Regions from separate parts of the Homo sapiens genome. Here region 1 is linked to region 2. Evidence: read pairs that join two places in POLR2A ChIA-PET (ENCODE). Cell type or tissue: Caco-2. All regions are shown on one strand. Links, peaks and the distances in the headings refer to the core of each region. The heading gives the core; the rest is flanking DNA. Region 1 overlaps CASC15 (cancer susceptibility 15). Region 2 overlaps CASC15 (cancer susceptibility 15).

Region 1 (2,915 bases), core at 319-2,818, 87 kb before region 2:
ACAGCAAGTAAATTGTAGTACTTGCATTTTTGGTTTCAATGATGTATATATAGAACCATGATGAATGGAATTATAGTCAAGTTCTGGTAATTTTAATGTATCGTCTCAGTTGTGGGTAGGGATAAGGTAGGGTCATTCATTAAATAACCATTCATTGATTAACATGTGTGAGGTGTGATTTTATGATTTTTATGAGGAAATAAACAAAAAAAAATGTGTTTTTTTGCTTGTAAGTAGTTCTCAACTTGTTAGGGGAGATAGATGCATGAGAAGTAGTTACAATCTCTAATGTGTTAAGTAAGAGAGAGGTAAGGAAGGGAGGGACAAAGGAGGAACTGATTGATTTGGCTTGGGTGCAGGGAGAGGGGCCTTAAGTATGAGTTGAGAGTCCAGGAGTTCAAGACCAGCCTCGGAAATACAGTGAGACCCCATTCTCTACAAACTAACTAAATAAATAAATATAAAAAATTTTAAGAATTAGCTGGACATGGTGGCGTGTGCCTGTAGTTCCAACTACTTGGGAGGTTGAGGCAGAAGGATTGCCTGATCCTGGGAGGTCCAGGTTACAGTGAGCACTGCACTCCAGCCTAGGCAACAGAGTAAGACATTGCCTCAAAAAAAAAAAAAAGAAAATAAAAGAAAAAAAAGTATCAGTAGAGAGTGGTAGGCAATGAGTGCCAATGAGACTGGAGTGGTGACATTCCAAGCATAGAAAAGAGACTGTGCAGAGCACAGAGGAAGATGTGGAGATCCCTGAGTAGTGTGCCTGGAGTATGAGATACAAGGGCCAGGGGACAACTGGAGATGAGGATGGACAAGGGCTGGGTGGAGACTCTGTGGGGGCTCTTAACCTTCTGTAGATTAGTTTTTTTTTTTTGTAGGTACCGGTGTTTTTGAGAGTGAAAGCAGGTCCTGACTACTGGTTTGTTTTATAGTAAATATCTCAATCCAGATCTCAGGTCTAGCTGAGGCAGGAGCCTTGGGCAAATAGTAAACAGGGACTGGAATTGGTCACAGGAGCTGTGTCATCACCCTTGCTCTTCAAATTATAAAGGAAGCCTAAACACACAAACTCCAGTGTGGGCCGGGCTGACTGCCAGATGTGCACAGGATCATTGTACAAAGTGGCAAGATTCTCTTGGATATTGGTTTATCTATTTGCTTAGAATGAAGAGAAATAAGGGTGAACTTGAAGTTTTTCTTGTTATCGTATTTTGACTTGCAAATCTGAGTAAAACTGATGGTGCAATCTCCTTTCTATGTGGGGCTGACCTCAGAAGAGTAGTGGCTTGTAGTGTAAATAAAATAGGAGCAACAGCAAACAATTAAAATACTGAATCCAGGTCACCTAGCACTCGGTGGGGTAAGGACTACTCAGACCCAGCACTTGTATAACCCGTATAACTGGATTTACATGTTCTGGCCCCCTATTCAATGTCTGACAAGCAGTTTTAATAAAAAAAAAAAAAACTTTACATTTTTATATACCTAGTAGCATTGTTAATCCTGTTTGTTTCTCAATTCAGTAACAAACAGGATAAATAACAAATATTTATCAAATACCTTCTATGTGCTAGGTTAAATTTTAGGAAAGCTTAAAATCACCTTCTCCAAGGTGATTTTCCCAGCTCATTTCCAAAAAAACACTTGCCACAGAGACTTCAGAGTCTTTGAGTGAAAACTTTGTCATTAATTGATTAATTTTATTCATTCAATAGAGATTTATTCTGGACACTTACAAAGTACCAGGCATGATGTTAGGCACTGGCACTGGGAGTTTGGTGCTGAACACTGCAGGCCCTATCCTTGTCTTCGTGGAGTTTCCATGCTAGGGGGATATTGACAAATAATAATAGCATTGCAGTGTAGCATGATAAATCATTTGAACGAGTAAATATAAGGTGCTTTGGGAGAGTGAGCAGGGGTTGCCTAACCCAGACTTAGAGGAAAGGCTTCTGGGAGAATGTCATATGTAAGCAGAGACTTGATGAAGAGCAAGAGTGGGTCAAAGGATGGAAAAGGGGGAGGATGGGTTAGGATTGGGGTGGGAGGCATCACAGGCATTCACAAGGTCATGTGCCAGAGCCCACTGTGTGCGTGTGGTGGTCCAGGGTGGGAGGTGTTGGGAGGGAATAAAAGCAATTTAGCTTGGCTATAGTGTGGAGTGTGAGGTGGAAGTAGAGAAATGGGGCTGGAGCATTGCACAGATCCTGAACATACTTTGAGCTCCGTAAAGGTGTTTGGAATTTATCCTAATGCCAATAGGAGACTGACTTTCCTAGAACGATCTCTGTAGCTGGTGTGTGAAGGATGGATGGGGTGAGGCAAACTGGAAGACAGGTAGACCAGTTAGGAAGTTTCCACAGTAATCCGGTGGGGAGATAATAGTAGCCCTAATTAGGGGAGTGGCTGTAGGAATGCGGAAAGTGGCTGGAGTCCAGAGCTCTTTAGGAGGTGGATTTCAGATTGGACTTGGTGACTGAATGGAGGTGGGGGTCTTGGGGAACTGGTAAGAAGGGGACGCTGTTCCTTGTGCAAACACAATGCTTGTCTCTGGGGGTGGGTATTATTTTCAGTGTAATTAAAAAAAATATTAAAACTGATCTAAGAAACCTTTAAATTGTCTGCTAGCTCAGCCAGGATACAGATGCTTTGGAGGGAGGAAAGAAATACGTTCAGAAGGGTGAATGCACTCCAATTTTGATTTTTCTCTCTCTCCTTTCAAATTTCAAGGCTGGTTGCATATGCCTCATTAGCTCACGGGAGACTGTGATCCTATAATCTTTTTTCATATTCAGAAAACTAGAGATGTTAAACTTCCTTGGAGAAGGTGATTTTTGCAGCCTTTGAATAAAAGCACTTCCAGTTCTACCTTTAGTTGAAAATCAATGGTGTCTAATGTGTATGAGAAGTCA
Region 2 (2,915 bases), core at 309-2,808:
TCTCATTTTTTGATTTAGTCTATAATTTGACTAAGTCTTCGGAGTAGATTTCTCTGTCCACCCTATTTAAAATAGCAATATTGTCCCTCCAATACTTTGTCATTCTCTGTCCCTTTTACCCTGCCTTATTTTTCTTCGGAGCGCTTAAACGTATCTGATGTTATACTAAATATTTGTTTGCTGACTGGTTTACTGTTGGCCGGTCTCCTAGAATGTAAACATTGTAGGCAACAACTTTGACTCTGTTCATTCAGAAGAGCGCTCGGCCTGGCAAATACACAAGTATTTGTTGGATTAATTAATTAATTAAATTTAATGCCATGAAACACACCAATCAAGGAGATAGATCCCCCTAAGGTTAAGCTTATTCCAAATTCTAAGTTTGGTATCTTTGAAACCTTGCTCCTTTCTCTCCGGCCTCAGTAACACTATCTTTTGTTGCATGAGAAAAAAAAAACTCCCAAAGAACATTATTTTGGGAGGAAGAGAGGCAAATGAATATGGGTGTCAGGTTATCAAGTAAATATTGGAACAATTTATAGCCTATGATTGGGAATGTTTATTTTGCTTAAATGTGTATTTGGTCTGACCTTGCAGTTAGAGTTACTCAGGAAGTTGCCTAAATGTTAATGAATGTTTATGATGTGGACTATAAGCTGAAAGCACTTAAAATATAAATATTTAAGCCATATGTTAAAAAATAACCAGAGCATTTGCAGCTATTTTGGATTGTGGAGGGAAATTGCCTGATTTATTGATAGAGCTGGGAATTTGGAGTCCTGGGTTCTAGTTCCATTCCTGCTTTTGGCAGCACTTCACAAAATGTCTATGTTTAATAAATGTTTAATAGGACAATATTAATCCTTTTAAAAATAATATCTTTGTATCGCTTAGACTTTTTTTGTGCTCCAATTTCTCCAGCTTTTTTTTTTTTTTTTGAGATGGAGTCTCACTCTGTCACCCAGGCTGGAGTGCAGTGGCAGGATCTTGGCTTACTGCAAGCTCTACCTCCCGGGTTCAAGCAATTCTCTTGCCTCAGCTTCCTGAGTAGCTGGGATTGCAGGTGCATGTCACCACGCCCGGCTAACTTTTGTATTTTTAGTAGAGACGGGATTTCACCATGTTGGCCAGGCTGGTCTCAAACCCCTGACCTCAAATGATCCACCCGCCTTGGCCTCCCAAAGTGCTGGGATTACAGGCATGAGCCACCTCACCCGGCCCCAGTTTCTCCAACTTTATTGATATTTTGTTAGCTTGCTCCTCAGGGTTTTCTTTAAACAAAAAAAAAAGCCAGAAGTTTCCCACGTGTGTGTGTGTGTGTGTGTGTGTGTGTGTGTGTGTGTGTGTGTGTGTATTTGCAGGGAGTTTGATTCCGTCTTCTCATTAGTGCCGCATTAATACATTTTTCTGCCTCACATTTGTTTAAGCTTCACCTGAAAAAACAAAGTAATGTCGTACTTAAAATAGAGTATAACTGTACCTCATGTAGTAAACGTAATTTATAAAGAACCGAACTAGATGAATTTTGATGGGGAAAAGGGAATGTTGTTTCCAATGAAGGTAACCAAAGATGAGAGCTTTGTTATCCCAAGCACAGAGGCTGGACCTGGATAAATCTTGAAAGCAAGCAACTAGGCACAAACCAGGTGCCTATCGAAAGAGGTCCCTTTACCACCATTAGTGTTATCAGGGCTTTTATGTCAAACTTCTGTCTGTACTGTGCTGGGTGAATTTTTAACTGAACAGGCTTTACAATTGGAGCAATGGGGCTAAAACCACTTCAGAATTCCAGAGGCCTTACTCAGCCCCACCTCTCAGTTGGCTCTTTCCATGCACTCATCTCTCTGCGGGGCTTTCTCGAGGTGTGGTCCTGGGACCACCGGCATCCGATCACTTGTGGCACTTGTTAAAGCTGCTAATTCCTGGTTTCGACGGTAGACCTGCTGAATCAGAAACTGTTGGGGAAGAGTCTTGAAATCTTCATTTTTAACAAGCACCTATCAGGTGATTCTTAGGCACATTAAAATTTGAGAGCCTGTGATATATTCCCAGATTAGTACTGTCACATCTCTTAAGGTGGCACTTTATTTTACTTTTATTTTTTAACTTTTATTTTTATTTATTTATTTATTTTTTTGAGACCGATCATACTCTGTCTCCAAGGCTGGAGTGCAGTGGCGCGATCTTGGCTCACTGTATCCTGAGGCGATTCTCCTGCCTCAGCTCCTTGAGTAGCTCGAACTACAGGCAGGCGCCACCATGCCTGGCTAATTTTTGTATATTTAGAGAGACAGGGTTTCGCCATATTGGCCAAGCTTGTCTCAAACTACTGACCTCAGGTGATCTGCCTGCCTTGGCCTCCCAAAATGCTGGGATTACAGGTGTGAGCCGCTGCACCCAGCTGGCACTTGATTTTATATCTTTTTCTGGACTGTGCTATGCTATGAGTGGAGGGGAGAAAACTGAAATATGGAGAAAGATCTTTGTTCTCCTCCAGCTCCAGTTCCTTAATAAAGTTCATAGGAGGAACAGAGAGCCTATACACTCATTTCTTCAATGTGCCTGCTCTTTAGCGGGATATCCTATATCTACTAGATTTTAACATACTGATTTACATAAGCAAGGAACACTTCGACAGACCATTGAGAAAATCTGTGAGCTTAGCAAGAGCACGCCACTGATGCGCGTCACCGTTGGGTGAGGATGTTATCTGGCTGACCAAGCCAGATGCGTTTAATATGCAGGGTGGGTTGGGGCTAACATTTCAGTACTGAGTGACATTGAGGACTGGTTAATGTGATTGACTGATGTGGAATCTTCTCCCACACGGTATATGGTGGGTCTTACGAGAGAGTTGGGTAAAAATAGTGTGCTAAAGGTTCAAAAATGGAACATATGTGGTCAAACCTCTGTGA

What was found. ChIA-PET counts read pairs that join two places held together with the same protein. Peaks named below come from ENCODE experiments on the same cell type or tissue, not always from the same donor. Only the 100,000 strongest peaks of a DNase experiment are listed, where the experiment ranks them.
Region 1: POLR2A ChIA-PET joins it to region 2 with 6 read pairs; 3 of 35 experiments call an interaction of 5 or more read pairs at or near these places.

The regions. Positions count from the first base shown.
Region 1 is chr6:21,737,645-21,740,559 of GRCh38, forward strand. The region is part of intron 2 of CASC15 (cancer susceptibility 15); the gene reads left to right. Among named protein-coding and RNA genes, the nearest start is that of CASC15, 73 kb to the left of the region's middle. RefSeq lists an enhancer at 1,160-2,082. In Caco-2, for the core only: no CTCF peak of the experiment used is centred there; no DNase peak of the experiment used is centred there.
Region 2 is chr6:21,824,436-21,827,350 of GRCh38, forward strand. All of the region lies in intron 4 of CASC15 (cancer susceptibility 15), which reads left to right. LOC105374970 (a long non-coding RNA gene) reads right to left here. Exons shown (of 3, transcript XR_926573.4): 2 at 1,812-1,955; 3 at 1,345-1,433. Among named protein-coding and RNA genes, the nearest start is that of CASC15, 160 kb to the left of the region's middle. In Caco-2, for the core only: no CTCF peak of the experiment used is centred there; a DNase peak (open chromatin) is centred at 1,766.